Regions from separate parts of the Mus musculus genome. Here all the other regions are linked to region 3. Evidence: chromatin loops called from intact Hi-C (ENCODE). Cell type or tissue: gastrocnemius. All regions are shown on one strand.

Region 1 (8,000 bases), 66 kb after region 3:
TTCTGAGTATAACACCAACCTAGGAAACTTATCAAGACCTTATCTCAAAAGAAAATGTAAAAACAGAGCTGGGGTTAGAAAGATAGCTCAGTGGCTAAGAGCACACATTGCTCTTGCAGAGGACCAGCACACATATTGGGTACTTTACAACCACGTGTAACTCCAGCTCCAAGGGATCTGACACCTTCTTCTGGACCCCACAGATACCCATACATTTGTATGCATGCACACATACACATGAATTAAAATCGATCCTTTTTAAAGAAAAGACAAAGTAGCATCTAACAAAGTAGCACATGGCTTCTGTAAGTAATAAATGAGATAACCAAGGTAAAGACCTTAAATGGTAGCTGTCTTAAAGATTCCATCAACAGTGCTGTTTCCACAGGTAGTTCTACCCTAAGCCCATCTTTCTATCCTGCTCTCCAAGGCAGAAGAAGTTATTAGCCAGACCAAAAGATGGAACTGCTATTCCAGACTACGCATGTACTAATGACATCTGATTTTGGAAAATATAGACATAATATTCTGAAGAATAAATCACAGCATGTGCCTTCTTCCAAAGTGCATCACGCCCATCTTAACCAGGCTCCTCATTATTCTTTTCCAGCCTGGACTCCAGAATAAGGGGTGTCAGGCAGGCAGAAAGTTCAGGAAGAAAGCAACACTGATCTACATGCAAATCACAGCTTTTTATGGTAGGTTAAATCTTTAGTCTTTCAGCTATTTCCATTTCTATCATGACTTCCCGTAACCAACTTTAGGGTTGTTTCTTGTGCCTCACTGCACTTGTCTCACACACAGGCACAAGAACACAAACATCCCAACACTTACTTACTAGCTTTGTAATGGCCTATTTGCATATCTACCCACTGGACTGTAAACTGATAAAGATCCTGTTTTACTCACCTTTGAATTCCCAAGGCATGACATACAGTAAACTCCCGTAGTTACATATTAATGATATAGGTCACCTTATCATTCATTGACTAGGGAAAGCTTGAGCACAAACAGAGGAGACACTGGTAGAAGGCACACAAACTGAGATCTGTCAGATCCTTCTTTCTAGAGCTTCATGATAACTTCCTGCTTCTCAAGTTACTTTTTTAAACTCATAAGGAAAAGAACACAACCAGTTCACACAGAATTTCCTCACAACAAGGATATATTCTTTCTTGGAAAATAAGCAACAAGGGTTCTGGGATGGATGTTAGTGGCTTCATGTAAAGTTGACCTGTAGACCTAACACTGAAATATGTATCATCCAACTAATATTACTTAAATCCTTAAAACACTAAGAAGCAGAAAGTCAAAACGTAGCCGGGCATCAGTGGCACACTCATATAACTCCAGCACTCACAAGAGAGAAAAGGAGAGAAAAAGGGCAGAGTTCAGTGACAGCATGTCTCCAAAAAGTCAGATATATGAATGGTCTGGTGCTGCTATGTATTCAAATACTAAATTCTGTACCCCAAGATCTGGCTGCCTCAAAGTGAGAAAATTCCCATGTACACCAGTCTTTGCTGTGAAAACCTTGCTCTCTAATTTAAAACTATTGGCTAAATAAAACTGGGGCTAGCCAATTACTGGGGAAAATAGGAGGAGGCAGGGTTTAAGTTACCAGGCAGAGGTCACAGCTAGGGATGAAGAGGAGAAAGGAGAGAGAGAGAAGACAGGAAAGAGGAGGTCTCCACTAGCCACGACGGACCAAGAACATGAACCCAAAATTGCTGGAGCTGAAATAACCCTTCGGGAAGACTCAAACAGCAAGTATTTGGGGAGCAGAGTTGGGGATGTAGCCAGTCGAGCCATTAGAAAACTAGACAGGGCCAGGCAGTGGTGGCACATGTCTTTAATCCCAACACTTGGAAGGCAGAGGCAGGCGGATTTCTGAGTTCGAGGCCAGCCTGGTCTACAGAGTGAGTTCCAGGACAGCCAGGACTACACAGAAAAACCCTGTCTCAAAAAAAATAAATAAATAAATAAAATAAAATAAAATAAAAAATAAAAAAAGAGAAAAAGAAAATTAGATAGGGGTAATTTACCCAGTAATTGTGCTAAAGTTAAATAAATAAATCGTAGTCAAAGTCTCATTCATTTAAAAGCTAGACTGGGATAGAAATATTCAATTAAGTTACATATGAAACCATCTCAGTGAAGAGCCATAATTAACCAACCATAAATTTTAATTTCAGCAACTTATTTATTATTCAAAATACCTCAGTTAATAGCTGCCAACTGTAAACACAGAGACTTAAAGCTAAAAGGGGCCTTGTAAAGTTATTTCTACAACCACTTCACCTTTCTAACCAAGCACCATTCAAACACCTTTAGTCTCTAACAACTGGCAAGTGAGAAACTAGGCCACCTGTTACCTGTTAGTCTAGTGTTTTCAGTTTATTCCAACCAGAAAGCAAAAGCAAAAACAAATTAGACTCATACCATACCAAGTAACTGTCATTCCTAAACCTACTCCTTGCCTCAGGCTCTTCACCAATCTAAACCACATCAAAGACATAGGAAGAGACTCTCCCTGACAATCACTACTCACTCTCCTAGTCCTCCGGTGTTATCTCTATCCATACGCTGGCACACAGAAGACCACAAAGCAACTCGACACTACCACTGACCACTTGGCCTCAGATTGCTCCTTATCGCTTACCTTCGTACTTTCCTTCAGAGCCCAGGACTTTTCATTTCTTTCAAGCTCAATGTCTCCTTCAAGGACCACTAGTAATTCAATACCTAGATTGCTAAACGCCTAGTAGATAAAGGGTTCATACCTTTTCAAGTTCACCTTGAAGGGACCGGTGAGAGAGGAGGGGGCGGGGAGGATGAACGAGAATAAGAATATGAAGTAGAAAACCATTCAACAACTGGAAAACTTTCCCTGGCTCTCTTCTCGGAACCACAATACACATAATGCAATGTCTCTTCTTATCCCATAACGACACTGTAGACTTTACAAGAGGAAGGTCTCTTGAGTTCCAAACACTTAACCCAGGTCTTGTCACAGAACTAAAAATGTTGGTTCAGTGAGCAAAATGGACTGTTTCTGCTACATGACTGTTCATTCATTCACAATCATTCATTCATTCATTCATTCGTTGACCAAAACTTTACTGAACATGCGATATGTACAAACCTTCAAATATAAGAATAAGATGGTTCCTGCCTATAATTAAAAGCTGTAATACTAGTATATTAGCATTGTGTCCCCAACCTCCACATCAAGCTGGTAGTCCTTTCCCACAGTGAAAGCCTCGGCCTTGCCTTACAGAAAAGTCCACGCCCCTCCAATTAATGCTACCTCTTAGCCCCAGAGCCTACCTTGGACCTCCGTCTTAATTACCTCAAAATCTTTAACGTCTCTCCCTAGCCTCTGCCCTGCCCTTCATCACCACCCTTAAAGCTACTGCCAACCTACTTCACCATGAACGCCTCGGGGTCCCTGAGTCAGAAGCCCTCAGATTTCCCTCACAGAAAACCCGCCTCCCCGTCAGCTCCCTTTTCCTCAAGATCTTTCCTGTTTCTCCCAGGACCTCCGGCTCCCATCCCTCACTTCCTCTCCCTCCACTTCCAAGCTGCCTTTCCTTTCTTGTCTCTCAATTCCTCTTACCTCATCTAGCTCCCTTTCCGCAAGAGCACCTCCTCCAACCTCCACCTCCACCACTGCCGCCATCTTCACGGCCGGCCCCCACCCCGGTCCCCCGCGAGCCAGCTGCTTCCGCCGCTCAAGCGCTTGTAGCCAATCGGAGGCGCGGCCTGGGCGGAGCAGCAAGACCGGCGGATGCCTGTGAGGAACCTAGAGACCGTCTACCTGCTCCTTCGGAATTAAGAAGGGGCGACTCGTGCGCTGCCAAGCTTCAGCAGGAGAGCGTTCTCGGAAAACGAAAAGTTGTTCTTGAACTATTTCATTGTAAACATGGCACCAGTCCGCACTGTGGAGAGGAAAAGGGAGAGTCCCTGAATGCGCAAATTTCGCGACACTCCCTCGCTTAGGACACGAGCAGAGACGCGTGTGCACTAAGAACTACATTTCCCATGCTGCACTGAGTCCGACCCGGAAATTTAAGTCCCACTCGCTAAGGGCGGACTGGAGCGTGTAAAAAAAAAAGAAAAAATATATATATACACGCACGCGGGGTTTTGTTATTTTGTTTTTAGATGTAGTAACTGCTGTATTTCCTCTTGGAAGTCGTCTTTCAGAAAAAGCGGCTCCCGTAGGACTCAAAACCCGTTCCTACAGTAGAAAGGCTTGGGGCCAGAAGGCGGAGGTCACGGAACGGAATTGGCGGGAGAATAAGATCCGGAGCTCCGGAGCTGAGGCTACCACGACGTAAAGTTTACGAACTCGGGTGAGAAGGGTTGGGATTTGTCATCTGGAGAGAAGTAGTGAAAGGGAGGAGGGTGGCCAACAAGAAAACGAACAGAGCACCCGGTTCCGGAGTTTTAAGCCTCAGAATCTGAGCGTTTAAGAATCAAATGGGACCTCAGTAAGTAGCAGATAATTGCTAATCATCTGGGTGTTTCTTCCTTTTACGTTAGATATGTAAGTAAGAATGAGTCAAACAAAAAACCTGTTCTCCAGGAGCTCACAACCTTGTCAAGACATAACCATATAGTTGTTACTGGGGAGGCACTTGTTAAATATTAAGTAAGAATTAGCAGAATGGAGCTGTTGCTTTGATTAAGACGAGCATGTGTGTGACGTTTTAAAGAGAGCAAGTATTCCAAGCAGAAGAAATAGCATGAGAAGATAGGAAGAAAACTTAAGCGATGATAGATTGGAAAGCCACTGTGGCTAGAAATGAGTTAGGATTCATGGAATTATATGAGTAGGATATTGAAGAAAAAGTCAGATCTGAGGCGAAATTACTAGATCAAGACAGCCCTGGCATGAGCATAATGCCTGAGATACCAACATTTGGGAGGCAGAAGGATCTGGAGTTAAGGGTTGGGCTAAACAACACAGTAAGAACTTCATCTCAAAAATACTTTCTTGGGGACCAGCAAGATGGCTCAGTGTTGGAGCTGGAGGTATGGCTCGAAGATTAAGAGAGCTTTTTCAGGAGACCCAGGTTGAGTTCCCAACACTCACGTGACAGTTCAAAATCGTTTGGAACTCCATTTCCAGAAGATCTGACACCCTCTTCTGGCTTCCTCCAGCACTAGGCACACAGGTAGTACATATATGTGCATGCAGGCAAAATATTCTTACACATAAAATATAAATCCTCGGGGTGGGTTGGGGGGAGAAAAGATGGCTCAGTGGGAAAAGGCAGTTGCTACCAAGCCTAGTGGCGTGCATTCCGTCTCCAGAACTCGTATGGTGGAGGGAGAATCTGACTCTGCAAGCTCTCTTCTGACCCCTGCACATCCACCCACACACAAATAAATGTAAAAAATAAATTTAACCAGGCATGGTGGCGCACACCTTTAATCCCAGCACTTGGGAGGCAGAGGCAGGCGGATTTCTGAGTTCGAGGCCAGCCTGGTCTACAGAGTGAGTTCCAGGACAGCCAGGACTACACAGAGAAACCCTGTCTTGAAAAAAACCAAAATAAATAAATAAATAAATTTAATAAAAAATACCGGCTAGCTTGGGTTACATAGCAAATACAAGGTCAGCAAGGACTATGTAGCAAGATCGTGTCTTTTAAAAAAAAAGAATCTTGAGAGACCCTTACCTAAAGACATTCAGATATCATTAAACACTTGTTACTAATGAATTATTGAACCTGAATGATAAATACATAAGAGTTCATTTACTTTCTTGTGTTTTTGCAGATATTTAAAGTTTTAACCTAGTCCAAGCGTGGTGGGGCATTCCTTTAATCCCTGCACTTGGTAGGTAGAGCTAGGTGATTCGCTGTGAGTTTAGATACCTGGTTTACAGTTCCAGGTTTACAGTTACAGTTCCAGGACGATCAGAGCTGCTCTACAGGGAAACCCTGCCTTGAAAAGCCCTAATAAATAAAATTTTAGTCTGGAGAGCTGATTGAGTGAATGAAGTATGGTTTTTTTGGTGTGTGCAGAGCCTGAATTCAGATCCCCAGCACCCACATAGAAATGCCAGGAGGCTGGCTGTAGTGATGAAACCCTTTAATCCTGCATCCAGGAGGCAGGGGCCAACCTGGGCTGCATAGCAAGTTCTAAGTTCTAGCCAAGACAGTATTTAAAAAAAAAAAAAAAGCACAGCAGCAGGTGGTGGTGCCTGTAACCTCAACAACACTGGGAAGTAGAGAGAGGAGGTCCTGGGGGATTTGCTGGCAAGCCCTCCTAGCCAATCTTTGAGCTAGGTTATGTGAGAGTCAGGAGCTCCTGACTCAGAAAGCAAAGGGGAGAATGAGAGAGGGCACCTGCCATCATGGGCCTTGTGAGTACATAGGAGCGCACTCCTAAAACGTTTCTGAGCTGTGTATGGTGGCTCACGCTTATAATCACAACACTGAGCAGAGTTGCCATGAGTTCAGGATCAGCCTGTGCCACATAGTAAGTTCTAGACTTGCCTGGGCTACAAAGTGAGATTGTGTCTCAAAAAAACAAAAACAAAACAAAGCAAACCCAAAAAAGTTTAGCAAAAGACCAACTAAAATACCCAGATGAAACGGGCCAGTGGTGGCACATGCCTTTAATCCCAGCACTTGGGAGGCAGAGGCAGGTGGATCTCTGAGTTCAAGGACAGCCTGGTCTACAGAGTGAGTTCCAGGACAGCCAGGGCTACACAGACAAACCCTGTCTCAACAAACCAAAAGAAAAAAGAAAGAAAGAAAGAAAGAAAGAAAGAAAGAAAGAAAGAAAGAAAGAAAGAAAGAAAGAAAGAAAGAAAATGTGTGCTTATTTATTTATGGATAAGTTCTTCCTATGTTGCCCAGGCTAGCCCTGTACAAATATTTTTTTTTTCCTGTAGTGCTTGTCTCTGAGGCTTACTACCTCCCTCTGCTAACCTAGGCTTCGTCCTGGAAGCTTCTAGCATCTGTACAACCCTTATCTGGGCCTAGAATATTTTCAGCCTCCGCTATTTACTCCTGAGTAAGAAGCTCATCTTTTCTCGTTCTTTCTGAGCTCTGGCTGGCTGGTTAAACTCAGCTGTCCTAGCTCAAACTCCTCCCCAGGCTGACTGGTTCAATTTGGCTTCTTTCCACTTCTCACTGAATTGCCCTGCTTGGCTTTAAACTAACTCTAGCAATCTGTTCTAATCTCCTGGCTTGTCATTCTCTGGCTTGTTCTCTCTTCAACCTAACTCTGTAAAACTCTTCCAATAAAACTGCCTCCTCCCCCTCTCTCTGTTCCCTCTTCTTTTGTTTTGTTTTGTTTTGTTTTGTTTTTGAGACAGGGTTTCTCTGTGTAGCCCTGGCTGTCCTGGAACTCACTCTGTAGACCAGGCTAGCCTCTAACTCAGAAATCCCCCTGCCTCTGCCTCCCAAGTGCTGGGATCAAGGCGTGCACCACCACCGCCTAGCTTGCACTGTTTCCTCTTACGTAGTGACTCTTTCCTCTCTGTTCTCATGAGAGTTGGGCATATCCTATTCTGTCAAATCTTTCTCTGATTCGTCATTTTGTCAGCTTCTAAATTAGACATCACTTTCAAACACGTGTGCTTCCTTCTACAAACTAGTTTTACCTTCATTGTTTATATTAAAGCTAACGGCTGAGCCATGCACACCACAACTAGAAACTGCTTTTCCTTCCTAGTAAATAACACAATCTCCGGGTTCACAATGTGATCAAATATCCTGCAACATGGCCCCAAAGTCCACCTCACCCTCTCCTGTAGCTGGGATAACAGGTGCATGATGCTATACCTGGCTCCTGTGTTTGTTGTTTTTATTTATTTATTTGACATACATTTGGTGTATGGCCTACATGTATGTTTGTGTGAGGGTGTCAGATCCTCTGGAACTGGAACTACAGACAGCTGTGAGCTGCCATGTGGGTGCTGGGATTTAAACTTAGGTCCTCTGTAAGAGGACTCAAGGCCATACTTGACCTATGAG
Region 2 (8,000 bases), 79 kb after region 3:
TCACTGGTGTGCTGCATAGTTGAATGTCAACTTGACACAAGCTAAAATCATCTGAGTGGATCGAGCCTCAGTTAAGAAAATGCCTCCAGTTCAAGGCCAGCTTGGTCTGCAGAGTTAGTTCCAGAACAGCCAGGGCGACATAAAGAAATGCCGTCTCAAAAACAAACAAAAGAACAAAAACAAATAAATAAAAGAAAGAAAGAAAATGCCTCCATAAGATTATGCTGTAGGCAAGACTGTAGAGCATTTTCTCGTTTTTTTTCTTTTTTCTTTTTTTTGGTTTTTCGAGACAGGGTTTCTCTGTGTAGCCCTGGATGTCCTGAAACTCACTTTGTAGACCAGGCTAGCCTAGAACTCAGAAATCTACCTGTCTCTGCCTCTCAAGTGCTGGGATTAAAGGTGTGCGCCTCCACCACCCGGCCGAGAATTTTCTTTCTTTCTTTTTTTTTTTTAATATTTATTTTATTATATGTAAGTACACTGTAGCTGTCTTCAGAGACTCCAGAAGAGTGCATCAGATTTCGTTATAGATGGTTGTGAGCCACCATGTGGTTGCTGGGATTTGAACTCAGGAACTTTGGAAGAGCAGTCGGCGCTCTTAACTGCTGAGCCATCTCACCAGCTCAAGAATTTTCTTAATTATTGATTAATGTGGGAAGCCCTTTGTCAGTGGTTCCTGGTTTCCGTAGGAAAGCAGGCAGCTGGACAGGGGCAGTACACACCTTTAATCCCAGCACTTAGTAGGCAGAGGCAAGTGGATCTCTGAGTTTGAGACCAGCCTTGTCTACAGAGTAAATTACAGGACAGCCAGGGCTACACAGAGAAACACTGTCTTGAAAAAAAGAAAGGAAGGAAAGAAGGAAGGAAGAAAAGAAGGAAGGAAGGAAGAGCAAGCAAGCAAGCAAGCTAAGCAAACCATGGGAATTGAGCACCTTCCATGGCCTCTGCACCAGCTCCTACCTCCAGGCTCCTGCCCTGTGTGAGTTCCTGTCCTCACTGCTTTTAGTGATGCCAGTTACCTTGAGTGTTTTGTTTTTCAGAGCTGAGGACCAAACCCAGGGCCTTGCGCTTGCTAGGCAAGTGTTCTACCACTGAGCTAAATCCCCAACCCCTTCAATGATGAACATTGATATGAAAGTATAAGCCAAATGGACCCTTTCCACCCCAACTTTGCTTCGGTCACAGTGGCCTACTTGGCAAGCTCCAGGCCAATAAAAGATTGTCTTTAAAATACAAGGTGAGAGCCGGGCAGTGGTGGCGCACGCCTTTAATCCTAGCACTTGGGAGGCAGAGGCAGGCGGATTTCTGAGTTCGAGGCCAGCCTGGTCTACAGAGTGAGTTCCAGGACAGCCAGGGCTACACAGAGAAACCCTGTCTCAAAAAACCAACCAAACAAACAAACAAAAAAACAAGGTGAGGGTATTGAAGAGATGGCTGAGTGGTTAAGAGCACTGGCTGCTCTTCTAGAGGACATAGGTTCAATTCTCAGTACCCTCATGGTGACTAACAAGCATCTGTAAGTTCAGATCCAGGAGATCTGACTTCCTCTTCAGATCTCTGAGGATACCAGGCACTCAAGTGGTACACAGACATGAATGCAGTAAAATACCCATACGTGTGCAATAAAACAACTTTTTAAAAGAAGATGGACAGCTTTCTGTTAAGACTCTGTCCAAGTTGGCTTTAGAATTCTTCAGACTAAAGACTGGTTAGAGGCCACTGTCTTGGATTTCTCAGGAATCCCTTCTAAGGAACAGTGCCTCCCAGGGCAGGTTTCAGGCTGAGATGGCTATGGTGACCCTTCACCATCATTTAATGGTCTGGGGTTTCATTCCATTGCAGTTGGTGGCTCCTTGTGTGACTGCTGTAGTGTGGGTGTCCCTTCCCGCCCCGTCCGTACTCTCCGTCATCCTCATCAGCCTTCCACTTTTTGCCCTCAGGAAACTGTGGCTGTGCTTTCCTACAGATTGATGTGGGTCGTTCTTCCTGGCCCCTGGACAGACCTTTCGTCACCCTGCTCCCTGCCACCATGCTAATGTCCCGCACTGACTCCAAGTCGGGGAAGAACCGCTCAGGGGTCCGGATGTTTAAAGATGGTAAAGAGGGCAAAAGCAGAAAGGCAGATGCAGTGTAGAGGCAGGGCTTAGTGCTGCTGGGGGGTAGCCTGTGGGAGGGAGCCCGTGCTAGGGCTTAGCCGCATCTGTTAGGAGCACAGGGTAGGCTAGTGTTTGTGTGAGTTCTGCCTGGTGACAAGGATGGGGATATAGATGAGTATGATTTATATATTTACCTGTGACTCGTTGGTGTCTGGTTCATTGTGTTTCAGGGTTTTGGTTGTTGTGCAGCCCAGGCTAGCCTTAAATACTTCCTGCCCTAGCCTCCCAGGTGCTAGAATTACAGACATACGCCACCACATCCATTTCAATACATGTTTTTATTTGAATAATTGTGTTTAATTTCTAGCATGACAAAAAAAGAAAAAAGTATAGAATAAATTTTGCTGGCTATATTTATATAATACATAGTTTTTCTTGAATTCTTCTCATGCAAATCTGTGTTTACCAGGCATGTAACAGATGCATAATATATGATTCCTGGACTCTCAGGCATACAGTCTGTTTATCTGTGTTTAAATTGGACATTTTTGTCTTGTAGAATAAGAGTGAGATTTTGGAGAGGTTTTTGAGGTATAGGGAACAATACACTGACTGGATCATGTTAAGAATCAAAAATGTGTTGGGGCTGGTGAGATGGCTCAGTGGGTAAGAGCACCCAACTGCTCTTCCAAAGGTCGGAAGTTCAAATCCCAGCAACCACATGGTGGCTCACAACCATCCGTAACAAGATCTGACTCCCTCTTCTGGAGTGTCTGAGGACAGCTACAGTGTACTTACATATAATAAATAAATAAATCTTTAAAAAAAAAAAAAAGAATCAAAAATGTGAAGTTTGGGGTGCTGGAGAGATGGTGCAGAGGTTAAGAGCACTGTTTACTCTAGAGTTCAGTTTCCAGCAACCACATGGTGGCTCAACCATTTCTAGTGAGATCTGGTGCCCTCTTCTGGCCTGCAGGCACACATGCAGGCAGAACACGGTACAGAGTAAATACATTTTTTATCTTTTTTTTAAGTTAAGTTTGTGGTATTGGTGTTTGATACTGTGGAGGCTGCATAGAGTGGGTAGGAGTGTGTGGGAGGTTGCAGCCTCATGTTCAGGAGGGTGGAGACTGGTATGGAACTGTGGTGGAGGAGTGGGTAGAAGACAAGGAACTAGGCTGAAAGGGCCCTGCCTCACCAGTTTTCCAGACCTTCCCCTGAGCAGCACAGCCTGAAGGGACGTGTACCGCTGATCTCCATTCTTCCTCTGGTTGGCATCTGCCGCGTGTTGGCCTTGACTTGGCTTGCCTTTCTTCTGATGCGGACGTTCTCCCTGCCTCCTCCTTCTCTGTTGCTCAAGCTCACACTTGCATACACACACACACACACACACACACACACACACACACACCTTCCCCTCTCCTTCTCCCTCTCTCCAGGGTCTCATGTAGCCTAAGCAAACCTGAAACTTGCTTTGCAATCAAGGCTAGCCTCTTGCCTCTATTCCCAAGTGCTGAGATGACACATGCCCGCTTTCCTCCCGCCCTCCCCCTCTCTCTCTCATTTGTAAATATTTATTTCTATTGTTCTATTTATGTAGATGGGGGGGTGGATATATGTACTTGTACCTGAGGAGGCCAGAAGAGAGTGTGGGATTCCCGGGACTAGAATTACAGGTAAACCATGTGACATGGGTGCTAGGAACTGAACTCTGGTCCTCTGCAAGAATAACGAGTGCTCTTAACTACTGAGCCCTCTCTCCAGCCCTTCCTTTTTCTCTGATGTTTTTTCTTCAGGTGATTTCCTGACTCCAGCCTCAGGAGAGTCCTGGGATCGACTTCGATTGACCTGCTCCCAACCTTTCACACGTCATCAGTCCTTTGGCCTGGCCTTCCTACGAGTGCGTTCCTCTCTGGGCTCTCTGGCTGACCCTGTAGTAGATCCCTCAGCCCCTGGGAGCTCTGGGCTTAACCAGGTATGTTCTAACTTTTCAGTTTCTAGTTAGAACCTGATACTTGATTGAAGAAAAGAGAGAGAAAGAATATAAGATTTTCTGCGTATGAACTAATGACATGGACTGATCCATGGTATGGTTAAGTGGAAGGTTTTTTTGTAGATATAAAAAAGAGAGCAGAGGCAGGCAGATTTCTGAGTTCGAGGCCGGCCTGGTCTACAAAGTGAGTTCCAGGACAGTCAGGACTACACAGAGAAACCCTGTCTCGAAAAAACAGAAAGAGAGAGAGAGAGAGAGAGAGAGAGAGAGAGAGAGAGAGAGAGAGAGAGAGAGAGAGAGAGAGAAATTCCTTTTGGTAGAGGGGACTGGCTTTACAAGCCCCTGAGCAACCACCAGAAATCCTACTAGAGTTCAGGCTGAGACCATTTCTGGATATTTGAGCTGCCAGTGCCAGGTGGAATAATGGTTTTTGTTTGTTTGTTTGTTTTGGGGTTTTTTTTGTTTTTTGTTTTTTTCGAGACAGGGTTTCTCTGTATAGCCCTGGCTGTCCTGGAACTCACTTTGTAGACCAGGCTGACCTCGAACTCAGAAATCCGCCTGCCTCTGCCTCCCGAGTGCTGGGATTAGAGGTGTATTAGTCCCTGTAGGCTGGTTTTACCCAATAGTGTGGATTCTTTTAGTTCCAGAGCCCTTCTGATCCTGACAAAACCCTGAGCATACAAAAATCACAGTGTTATAGATTGCTCACGGCAGATACAATCATGTTCGTTCCTAGGCAGCAGTGTCCCCTGCTGGTAAATCTGGGTATTCTCCATTTTCTCCTCAGAACTCTACAGATGTGCTGGAGTCTGATCCTAGGCCCTGGCTGACTAATCCTTCTATCCGGAGGACATTCTTCCCCGATCCCCAGACGTATGTACCTGCTGTTGATATTTCTCAAGGACAAGGCCATATAGCTCATGGGCACAAAAACCCATCCCGTGGTCCCCTGGTTAGTCACTTAAGGTCTAAACATGTCAGAATGGCAAACTATGTTTCATTCAAGTAAGTAGAGTAATGTCTGTATTCTGAGTGAAACCAGTTACTACGTCTCTGCAGGAGCACCAAGGAAATTTCAGAGCTCAAGGGTATGTTGAAGCAGTTGCAGCCAGGGCCTCTGGGGCGGGCAGCCCGCATGGTGCTTTCTGCTGCCCGTAAGGCCCCTCCAGCCAGTGTGGTAAGCCCAAACAACAGCCACGGAGAACCAGGTCCCAGCCGTGCAGAGAGTGCAGGTGAGGCTGCCCTTCTTCCCCGACTCTACCGCAGCGTACTGGACTAGCTCACTGGCTTCAAGTGAAGGGAAAACTGTCAGGGGAGAGAGAAATTAAATCCTACATAATGGCTGTAAGAATACTGGCCTAGGAACCAGGAACCTTTGTCTTTGCCTCTCTTTGCTCATGTTTATAGGAAAAGGGTTAAACCAAATAATAGCTCAGCCCGGTGCAGTATTAGCATTCTGTGATCATCTCAGAAAGACAACTGTGGTGAATTCCTCAAGCCCAACTCTTGGGAAGTGGAGGAAGCAGAAGGTCAATAGTCAAGATCATTCTCGGCTACAGACAGAGCTGCAGGCCACCTTGAGGAACACAAGACCCTGTGACAAAGGAAAAGGAATGTCAGCATCTCAGAGTGTCAACATCTCAGAGTGTCAGCATCTCAGAGTGTGGCGGCTATTTCATTGGTGACAAACACGAGGGAATGACAGGGCCAACCAGAAGTCACAGCTTTTTTACCCCCTTAAGATAAGATCTCTCACTACTTAGCTCTTAGCTGGCCCAGAACTCACTGGGACCTACTAGCCTCTGCCTCTCAAGTGCTGGATTAAAGGTGCATCCTAGCGTTCTGCAACCTTCTCATAGATGCCGTGCCATTTGCTAGAGACCACCTACACTCAGAGGAGCTCTCGGTACAAACAGGCAGTCGGTAATGGGGGTCATTTCAGAGGCTGTAAGAGGAGACTGAAAAGAAACCAAGCATTCGGGGATTTGGGGGTATACTGTTGATAAGGTACTGAGATTATGTAAGCCCTTTGAAATACATTCAGTGCCGTACGTACCAAGTGTGTCTGAAATTTCAAATAAGTAATTAGTGACTATTGGGTTTTGTTAACACTCACTTGACAGGCATTTAATGAATATCGCTATGTGCTAACCTCATATGGAGCCAGAGATAGCTATAATTAATAAAATAACAGTGCTCATATCTTAGTAAAGAAATGCCCGTGTCAAACAAGGAAATCTAAAGTTCATCTATAAGTACTTTGAAGGAAAAGACCATAGAATATCAAGATTTCAGTCAGAAAATCCAGGGAAAGACCTTACAGGAAAAAGTATTTCCTTATTGAATGAGCAAAAAAAAAAAAAAAAAAAAAAATTGAGCAGACAGAGAAGATAGAATATCTTGAAAGAAAAGTTAAAGTGTGGAGGCCTTCAGGAAATAGCTAGACTGTTTGATTTTGTCTTTCAAAAGAATGTCTTAACACTCATCCCAGTTGACCTTAAACCTGCTCCCAGTGCTGGGCTTACAGGCACGAGCCATCATGTCTGGGGGACAAGAAATTATTAACGAGCATTTCTAACGCAGAGCCCAGAGCAGAAGAACCAAACAGGAAGACGGCTGTGGGCAGAAGGAAGAGGAGGAAAGTGCAGGAGCCAAGGAGGTAGGCAGCCGTCCTCCCCAGCCCGCTGCTCTCCTAAGCCCTTCCCCGGTCATAGTGAGCCAGAATCAGAAGATCAGGTCACACGCACACTGCATGTGATCACAATGTACATCTTACAGCTTAGACCTGTAATCCTAGCACTCAGGAAGCTTATACATTTGACAACTAGGACTGCTGGACTAGTGGGATACACAGCAAGTTTCAGGCCAGCCTGAAATCAGTGTTTGCTGGTGTCTATGGGGACAGACAGACGAATGTGGAGTGACTGACATGCATTTGGAGTTTCCTGGGGGTTGATAGAAAACGTCCTAGAAATACTTAGTTACTCAGCTTTAATCCATGTTTCCAAAGGCTAATTTTTTTTTCTTTTTCTTGAGACAGGGTTTCTCTGTGTAGCCCTGGTTGTCCTGGAACTCACTCTGTAGACCAGGCTGGCCTCAAACTCAGAAATCCACCTGCCTCTGCCTCCCGAGTGCTAGGACCGAAGGCTAATTTATGGTATGTGTATAATCTCAGTTTTAAAATTGAAAAACTGCTAGGCATGATGGCATACGCCTTTAATCCCAGAAGCTGAAAGGCAAAGACAGTCCGAACTTGAGTTCTAGGAAAGCCTGGTCTACCTCTAAGTTCTAGGATATACAGGGCTACATAGTGAGACCCTATTTCAAAATTAATTAATTTTTAGAAACTGAGGCCAATGGTAGAAGCTCTGTTGTCAAATGCTCGAAGGTTAACTGCTTTCCTCCAAGTCTGTCATATCGAGTGGGAAAATCAGTTACTCTTTCCACTTTCTTCTTCATGCTTCTGATCCAGATTCTATACCTTCAGCCTTTGTAGTCTCTCCCAGATAGCTGCCCTTAAACTGTTCTTTCCCACAGATCGTTGTCCAACTCGAGTTCTCAGCCAAATAGGAGGACAGGAAGGACAAGACAAAGACAGCACCGACCTCAGACCAAAAGTGATGACGGTGGTGTGCAGGCTGCTGGACAGTGTCCTATTTGTGCAGGTGAACTGCATCAATCACCATGGGGGTGGGTGTCGTTCTAGACAATTAGTGGGCTCCAAGTACAATAGAAGACCCTGTCTCAAATAGTTGGAGAAGCAATACGATACGAAGTATCAGCCTCTGGCCTCCATAAGTGCATGCATATGGTACACACATACCAATCAGTTTTGTTACACACACAGTTTTGATTTGTCCAAGCCTGGCAGCAATGTTCTTTATGCTCATAGCTGATCTTTCCCAGTAGAC
Region 3 (8,000 bases):
AGGCATGGAGGAGGGAGAAGAAAAGGTTCTCCAGGTCATCTTCTGAGACAGGAGGTAGCCTGGCAGATAAAGAACCCAGGCACATTGGCCTCCCTAACCAAACACTGGTTATGGTCACTGCTGCCCCATCCCTAGCTGCTGTTGGTTACTTTGCACCTTAGACTCTCACCCTGGCATCTTTGCATCTCCTCCTTCCTCTTCCAGCTTCCTCTCAGGCTCTCCATCCTCCCCTATGGGCGACATACTGCAGACCCCACAGTTCCAGATGAGACGACTGAAGAAGCAGCTGGCAGACGAGAGGAGCAACAGAGATGACCTGGAGCTGGAGCTGTCTGAGAGCCTCAAGCTCCTCACTGAGAAGGGTGGGTACCTGACAGAGGGTGTGGGTACTGGTGATGGGGAGCATTTGGGATGTCTTGGTGACAGCTTTGCCTGCCATGGTGTCCCTTCTGTTGACAGTGGAGTCTCAAGCTCATCGCTGGCACAAACATCAGTCTGACCTGGTAGACACTGGGTTCAGTTCCTTTCCCGTGTCCCTTTTCTGTGGCACGGATACTGTGCTTCCTTTGCTGTCTTCTGTCCCCTGGATCTTTGCTGACTCTGTCTCCCTCCCTGTCCTGGGCAGACGCGCAGATCGCCATGATGCAGCAGCGCATTGATCACCTGGCTCTGCTGAATGAGAAGCAGGCAGCCAGCTCCCAGGAGCCCAGTGAGCTTGAGGAGCTCCGAGGCAAGAATGAAAGGTATGACTCTCCCTGCCATCCTTCCAGCATCCGCTCCCTGCTAGCGAGGTGGGGACCACACCATTCTTACAGTTCCTCTCCTGGCAGCCTCACTGTGCGGCTGCATGAGACTTTGAAGCAGTGTCAGAACCTGAAGACCGAGAAGAGCCAGATGGATCGAAAGATTAGCCAGCTTTCTGAGGAGAATGGGGACCTTTCCTTTAAGGTGAGTGGGGCTGGCTGTGCAGAGGCCCCTCAGGGCTGAGGTGGTCTGGAAGTTTGCCCAAGAAGGTTGAGAAGACTGTCTAGAACCTGGCTTTGGGCTTTAGTCACTTTCCTTGCTATTGGTTTCTTGAAGGGTGCTCAGGCAGCTCTAAGTGATGGTGTATGTTTCTGGATGAGAGATGTAATTGGCTGTAATTGGATTGAAGGTGGGGAAGGATTATTGGAGGCCCCGGGGTCTGGGTTTCAAGGAATTTCTGCGGAGAGGTGCCAACTTTTCACCCTGTTTATATCTCAGGTTCGAGAGTTTGCAAACCACTTGCAACAACTTCAGGGTGCATTCAACGACCTGATAGAGGAGCACAGCAAGGCTTCTCAGGAGTGGGCAGAGAAGCAGGCTCGTCTGGAAAATGAGCTCAGCACAGCCCTCCAGGATAAGGTAACCCTCAGCTCTGGAGCTGTTCACGTTTCCTACATGTAGTTCACCAGTCTGTTGGGTCCTGGAGTGATGAGCGCTGCCTTCTCAGGGTTTGGTAGTGATCTTTTTTTTTGTTTGTTTGTTTGGTTTTTTTTTTTTTTTTTTTTTTTGAGACAGGGTTTCTCTGTATAGTCCTAGCTGTCCTCAGAATGGAACTCACTCTGTAGACCAGGATGACCTCGAACTCAGAAATCCGCCTGCCTCTGCCTCCCAAGTGCTGAGATTACAGGCGTGCACCACCACTGCCCGGCGGTAGTGGTTTTATACTCAGAGTGCAGCATTCCTGTGAACTCTGTGATGTGTGAAGTGTGGATCTTGGAGAAGTTAATCTGTCTCTTACGGGACTGATGCTTTGTTAACTATTGTGTGGTTGAAGGGCAACTCATGAGCTCTTAGTGAATTAGTTGTGATTTCAGGTCGGGTTTCTTTGCTGAAATGCTTAATGTCAAAAGCATACCAGAGATAGGTTTTTTTCATTCTGAAATATTTGCATAGACAGTATTAAAGTTGTTCATCCCTTTATCTAATATCTAAATCACTCTGAACTTTTGTTTTTTAAAGTCCCTAGCTCTGTAGCCCAAGCTGGTTTTGGACTCTGTTCTCTACTCTTTTTCTCCTGTGTGCCAGAGTTGTAAGATTCTGCCACAATTATTTGTTAAAATTTTAAGACTCTTCTTGGTATCTTGTTTGGAGCTCAAAAGGTTTTGGGTTTGGGATTGTTGGATTCCAGATTTCAGACTTGGGGTGCCCAATCTGCATTACCGTTGTTACTAAGAGCCCAGCTCTGCTACTTCCTAACCTAGTAGCTCTTGGGCCTATCACTTAGAGTCTGGAATCATGAGTGGTTTTTTTGTTTTTTTGTTTTGTTTTTTTTGTTTTTTGGTTTTTCGAGACAGGGTTTCTCTGTGTAGCCCTGGCTGTCCTGGAACTCCCTCTGTAGACCAGGCTGGCCTCGAACTCAGAAATTCGCCTGCCTCTGCCTCCCAAGTGCTGGGATTAAAGAGCATGTTACTTTGTGCCCACAGTTGAGGGGGAGTTGATGTCAGGCTGGGGCAGATGAGGCTAGGCTGGCTTGATGCCTGGGGTTGTTTTTTAAGCATTTGGGTAGTATCTGAGTCAAGGTTTGTCTGAGGAAGGCTACATGGTATGTAGGCTTTGTATATTTTGACTTAAATTTATGAATGTAATTGGGAGTAGAAAGTCAAGTTCTCAAAAAGTCCAGACCTGTGGTTTCTGTTGATATGCATGCAGGGTCTGGTGAGCACAGGTTGGTTTTTGAACTCTTCATTTTCAAGTCTCAGTTTCTTGAGTTTTGGGGAGCCCTTACTCCCAGCTCAGACCCATGGTTTCTGAGAATTTTCTTCTGAGCCAGGGCAAAGGAAAATCTAGGGGACAAGATAATTGAGTCTCTGGTGACTGTTCTTCGTGTCTGTTTACACGGGTCTCTTGCTTACTCCAAGAAATGTCTTGAAGAGAAGAATGAAATTCTTCAGGGAAAGCTTTCCCAGCTGGAAGATCAAGCAACTCGGCTGCAGGAGAGCCCAGCCCCGGAGAAGGGTGAGGTGCTAGGAGACGCCTTGCAGGTAGGAAAATACAGACAGACAGACAGTAAGGCCATCTGATAGGGTTGATTCTTGGTGTTCTCTGATAGGGTTGATCCCCATTTTGTCTCTTTATCCCAACAGCTGGACACTCTAAAGCAAGAGGCAGCCAAACTTGCCACAGACAACACCCAGCTCCAAACCCGCGTAGAGACACTGGAGTGTGAACGTGGCAAGCAGGAAGCCCAGCTGCTTGCTGAACGGAGCCGCTTTGAAGACGAAAAGCAGCAGCTGGCCAGCTTGATTGCTGACCTTCAGAGCTCCGTCTCTAACCTCAGCCAGGCCAAAGAGGAGTTAGAGCAAGCCTCCCAGGCCCAAGGGGCTCAGCTCACTGCCCAGTTGACCTCTATGACAGGGCTCAATGCCACCCTGCAGCAGCGAGATCAAGAGCTGGCCAGTCTGAAAGAACAGGCCAAAAAGGAACAGGCTCAGATGCTACAGACCATGCAAGAGCAAGAACAGGCTGCCCAGGGCCTCCGCCAGCAGGTGGAGCAGCTGAGCAGCAGCCTGAAGCTGAAGGAGCAGCAATTAGAAGAGGCAGCCAAGGAGCAGGAGGCAACCAGACAGGATCACGCCCAGCAACTGGCCATCGTTGCTGAGGCTCGAGAGGCCTCTCTAAGGGAACGGGATACTGCTCGCCAGCAGCTAGAAACAGTGGAGAAGGAGAAGGATGCCAAGCTAGAGAGTCTGCAGCAGCAACTTCAGGCTGCCAATGATGCTAGGGACAATGCGCAGACCTCGGTCACACAGGCTCAGCAGGAAAAGGCAGAGCTGAGCCAAAAGATAGGAGAGCTTCATGCCTGCATTGAAGCTTCCCACCAGGAACAGCGTCAGGTTCAAGCTCGTGTGACAGAGCTAGAAGCCCAGCTGAAAGCTGAGCAGCAAAAAACAACTGAGCGAGAAAAGGTGGTTCAGGAGAAGGCCCAGCTCCAGGAGCAGCTCCGGGCCCTTGAGGAGTCTTTGAAGATTACCAAAGGCAGCCTTGAAGAAGAGAAACGCAGGGCTGCAGATGCCCTGAAGGAGCAGCAGTGCCGTGCCACTGAGATGGAGGCAGAGTCTCGAAGCCTGATGGAGCAGCGGGAGCGGGAACAGAAGGAGTTAGAGCAAGAGAAGGCTGGGCGAAAGGGGCTGGAGGCCCGGATACAGCAGCTTGAAGAGGCTCATCAGGCTGAGACTGAAGCCTTGCGGCATGAGCTGGCAGAGGCCACAGCTTCCCAGCACAGAGCTGAGAGTGAGTGTGAGCGGCTCATCAGAGAGGTTGAGAGCCGGCAGAAGCGGTTTGAAGCTAGACAGCAAGAGGAGGCAAGGTACGGTGCCATGTTCCAGGAACAGCTGATGGCTTTGAAAGGGGAGAAGACTGGCCAAGAGGTCCAGGAGGAGGCAGTAGAGATCCACAGTGAAGGCCAGCCAGGCCAGCAGCAGAGTCAGCTAGCCCAGCTTCATGCCAGTCTGGCCAAAGCCATCCAGCAGGTCCAGGAGAAGGAAGTGAGAGCACAGAAGCTGGTAGATGATCTCTCAGCTCTGCAGGAGAAGATGGCTGCCACTAACAAGGAGGTGGCCTGTCTGAAGACCTTGGTGCTCAAGGCAGGTGAGCAGCAGGAAACAGCCTCACTTGAGCTGCTCAAAGAGCCCCCGAGAGCTGCAAACAGAGCGTCTGACCAGCTAGGAGAACAGCAGGGACGGCCATTCTCTAGTACACACGCAGCAGTAAAAGCTATGGAGCGTGAAGCTGAGCAGATGGGCGGTGAACTGGAGAGGCTGCGGGCAGCACTGATCAAGAGCCAGGGCCAGCAGCAAGAGGAGCGTGGGCAACAGGAGAGGGAGGTAGCACGGCTGACCCAGGAGCGGGGCCAGGCCCAGGCTGACCTGGCTCAGGAGAAGGCAGCCAAGGCAGAGCTGGAGATGCGACTGCAGAACACCCTCAATGAGCAGCGTGTGGAGTTTGCTGCCCTACAGGAAGCACTGGCCCATGCCCTGACAGAAAAGGAAGGGACAGACCAAGAGCTTGCCAAACTTCGAGGGCAGGAGGCAGCTCAAAGAACAGAGCTGAAGGAGCTTCAACAGACTTTGGAACAGCTGAAAATACAGTTAGTGAAGAAAGAAAAAGAGCACCCTGCAGGGGGTGCCAGTGGAGAAGATGCTTCTGGCCCAGGAACCCAGTCGGAGACAGCTGGAAAGACAGATGCACCAGGCCCTGAGTTGCAGGCACTTCGGGCAGAGATCAGTAAGCTAGAGCAGCAGTGTCAGCAGCAGCAGCAACAGGTGGAAGGCCTGACACACAGCCTCAAGTCTGAGCGGGCTTGCCGGGCCGAGCAAGACAAAGCCCTGGAGACACTGCAGGGCCAGTTAGAAGAGAAGGCTCGAGAGCTAGGGCATAATCAGGCTGCCTCAGCTTCAGCTCAGAGAGAGTTGCAAGCCCTCCGTGCTAAAGCCCAGGACCATAGCAAAGCTGAGGAAGAGTGGAAGGCCCAGGTAGCCCGGGGCCAGCAGGAGGCTGAAAGAAAAAGCAGTCTTATCAGCAGCTTGGAAGAGGAGGTATCCATCCTGAATCGCCAAGTCCTAGAGAAGGAAGGGGAGAGCAAGGAGTTGAAGCGCCTGGTTGTAGCTGAATCCGAGAAGAGCCAGAAGCTGGAAGAGAGGCTGCGCCTGCTTCAAGTAGAAACAGCCAGCAATAGTGCCAGGGCAGCAGAACGCAGCTCAGCTCTACGAGAGGAGGTCCAGAGCCTCCGGGAAGAGGTGGAGAAACAGCGTGTAGTTTCAGAGAACTCGCGGCAGGAGTTGGCCTCACAAGCAGAGCGAGCTGAGGAGTTGGGCCAAGAATTGAAGGCCTGGCAGGAGAAGTTTTTCCAGAAGGAGCAAGCTCTCTCTGCCCTGCAGCTGGAGCACACCAGCACACAGGCCCTGGTAAGTGAGCTGCTGCCTGCCAAGCACCTTTGTCAGCAGCTGCAAGCTGAGCAAGCGGCTGCCGAGAAGCGCTTCCGGGAGGAGCTCGAGCAGAGCAAGCAGGCAGCTGGTGGGCTCCAGGCAGAGCTGATGCGGGCCCAGCGGGAGCTCGGAGAGCTCGGATCTTTGCGGCAGAAGATAGTTGAGCAGGAGCGAGCAGCCCAGCAGCTGCGGGCAGAGAAGGCCAGCTATGCAGAGCAGCTGAGCATGCTGAAGAAGGCCCATGGCCTGCTGGCAGAGGAGAACCGGGGGCTGGGAGAGCGGGCCAACCTTGGCCGGCAGTTTCTGGAAGTAGAACTAGATCAAGCCCGGGAGAAATATGTCCAGGAGTTGGCTGCTGTGCGTACTGATGCTGAGACCCACTTGGCTGAAATGCGACAAGAAGCACAGAGTACTAGCCGGGAGCTGGAGGTGATGACTGCCAAGTACGAAGGTGCCAAGGTGAAGGTCCTAGAGGAAAGGCAGAGGTTCCAAGAAGAGAGGCAGAAACTCACTGCCCAGGTAAGGTGTCCATGCTATGTGCTCTGCATTCTGTAGCCCTCCTCTTGCCTCCCATCCCAGATCTATACTGCAGTAGCCTGCCTACCTTTGTTTACTGAGTAGCAGAAAAAGAAAAGTAGTAACTAGTAGAATCCCAAGTTTGTGTGAAAGAGAATGTTAATGAAATGGCAGACAATGGTGGTGCATGCCTGAATTCCCAGCATTTAGGAGGCTAAGTCAGGAGGAAGATCATGTTTTTGAGGCCACATAGGGGTTGCATAGTTGGACCCTGTTTGAACTTCCCCAGTCACCCCCCGCCCCCATCCTCCAATAAGGACAATACCTATGGCCTCCTTTTCTTTGAAAGCTGACTCTGAACAGTAAGTTGACTAGCTTTTTGTTTCTTTGGTGTTTTAAAACAGGATCTAATATAACTCAGGTTAGCCTTGAACTCACTATATATGTAAAGATGGCCTTGCACTCTTGATCTTCCTGCCTTTTCCTCCCAAGTGTTGTGATCTCAGGCTTAATATGGCCTGTTACCTGAATCCAGTTGGCCTACACTCCCATTCTCTGGGTGAAGTATCAGAGCCCAAGTGAGGTCAGTCTGGCAGTGGCTGCATCTCACTGTCTCCATTACTTCTCCCCATGCACAGGTGGAGCAACTAGAGGTATTTCAAAGAGAGCAGACTAAGCAGGTAATGCCTGGGGTTCTCGATAAATGCTGGCTGCTTAAGCGGTGACCAGTCTCGGTGCATGACCCCGGCTGCAGCTTGCTCCGCCAGCTCCTGTTGTGAACTGTTTGTGAAAGGCAGGGTCAAGCCATGGAGTCCAGGCCCAGGCTACCCAGGAGTACAGTGTTACAGGCCCTCTCTGTGGCCTCATCCTACCCATCCCAGGTCGGCCTCTCCACTTCTGTCCTTTCTTTCACCTATCAGAGTCAAGAAGTAGGTGTCATCTTTCCTGGTGACAACAAAACCTCCCAAGTCCCGTTTTGAGTTAAGGAGACTAATCCAAGAGGAAGCACACAGATTTATATGGCTTTGTTTACATTATTACCCTTCTTCCCTACAAGTTTCCAAGGTATGAAGGTGACAAATGAGGCAGCCCTTGGAGGATAGGGAACTCAACCAGCTCAGAAGATGCAGCCACTATACCCTGGAGCCTCATCGCAGAGCCATACTCACATAGAGCTTTCTGGAACAGGAGGAGTAGAAGTGGAGTAGAGATCTCTGCCTCCATCCTTCTCAGGCCTCTCTGTCCTCCCTAGTTGGTAGGCTACAGAGTTGATACTTAGTAATCTTCCTGCGTAGGCCTGTAGGCCAGAAGACGACACTAGATCTCATTACAGATGGTTGTGAACCACCTTGTGGTTGCTGGGAATTGAACTCAGGACCCCTGAAAGAGAAGACAGTCCCCTTGACCTCTGAGCCATCTCTCCAACCCCATATCACTTTCTCCACTCTCCCTCCTAGTCTCTACAGGCATTCTAAGAAAATGGGATAATCAAATTGGAAAGCAAGCAGTTAGCAATGGAGCCTTTTGCCTCTTTCC

Evidence for each region. Peaks named below come from ENCODE experiments on the same cell type or tissue, not always from the same donor. Only the 100,000 strongest peaks of a DNase experiment are listed, where the experiment ranks them.
Region 1: a loop joins it to region 3, with 2.7 times the contacts of the local background. A loop is called at or near these places in 16 of 42 quality-filtered maps.
Region 2: a loop joins it to region 3, with 2.5 times the contacts of the local background. A loop is called at or near these places in 16 of 42 quality-filtered maps.

Annotation. Positions count from the first base shown.
Region 1 is chr7:102,061,447-102,069,446 of GRCm38, forward strand. Rnf121 (ring finger protein 121) reads right to left here and starts at 3,719. Exons shown (of 9, transcript NM_029211.3): 1 at 3,620-3,719. The coding sequence starts at 3,682. Xntrpc (Xndc1-transient receptor potential cation channel, subfamily C, member 2 readthrough) reads left to right here and starts at 4,045. Exons shown (of 22, transcript NR_104582.1): 1 at 4,045-4,358. Xndc1 (Xrcc1 N-terminal domain containing 1) reads left to right here and starts at 4,045. Exons shown (of 11, transcript NM_001286689.1): 1 at 4,045-4,358. In gastrocnemius, no CTCF peak of the experiment used is centred here; DNase peaks (open chromatin) are centred at 3,745 and 4,270; H3K4me3 peaks cover 2,853 bases; H3K27ac peaks cover 2,198 bases.
Region 2 is chr7:102,073,857-102,081,856 of GRCm38, forward strand. Xntrpc (Xndc1-transient receptor potential cation channel, subfamily C, member 2 readthrough) reads left to right here. Exons shown (of 22, transcript NR_104582.1): 4 at 1,941-2,096; 5 at 3,893-4,071; 6 at 4,877-4,962; 7 at 5,149-5,321; 8 at 6,673-6,748; 9 at 7,627-7,754. Xndc1 (Xrcc1 N-terminal domain containing 1) reads left to right here. Exons shown (of 11, transcript NM_001286689.1): 5 at 1,941-2,096; 6 at 3,893-4,071; 7 at 4,877-4,962; 8 at 5,149-5,321; 9 at 6,673-6,748; 10 at 7,627-7,754. Among named protein-coding and RNA genes, the nearest start is that of Trpc2, 5.3 kb to the right of the region's middle. In gastrocnemius, CTCF peaks have their summits at 3,068 (motif pointing left) and 4,838 (motif pointing left); a DNase peak (open chromatin) is centred at 4,849; H3K27ac peaks cover 913 bases.
Region 3 is chr7:101,995,193-102,003,192 of GRCm38, forward strand. Numa1 (nuclear mitotic apparatus protein 1) reads left to right here. Exons shown (of 25, transcript NM_133947.3): 9 at 205-362; 10 at 626-743; 11 at 831-948; 12 at 1,243-1,383; 13 at 2,883-3,005; 14 at 3,108-6,467. Among named protein-coding and RNA genes, the nearest start is that of Gm39061, 7.7 kb to the left of the region's middle. In gastrocnemius, a CTCF peak has its summit at 4,412 (motif pointing right); DNase peaks (open chromatin) are centred at 3,522, 4,434, 4,807, 5,211 and 2 more places; H3K4me3 peaks cover 2,166 bases; H3K27ac peaks cover 4,660 bases.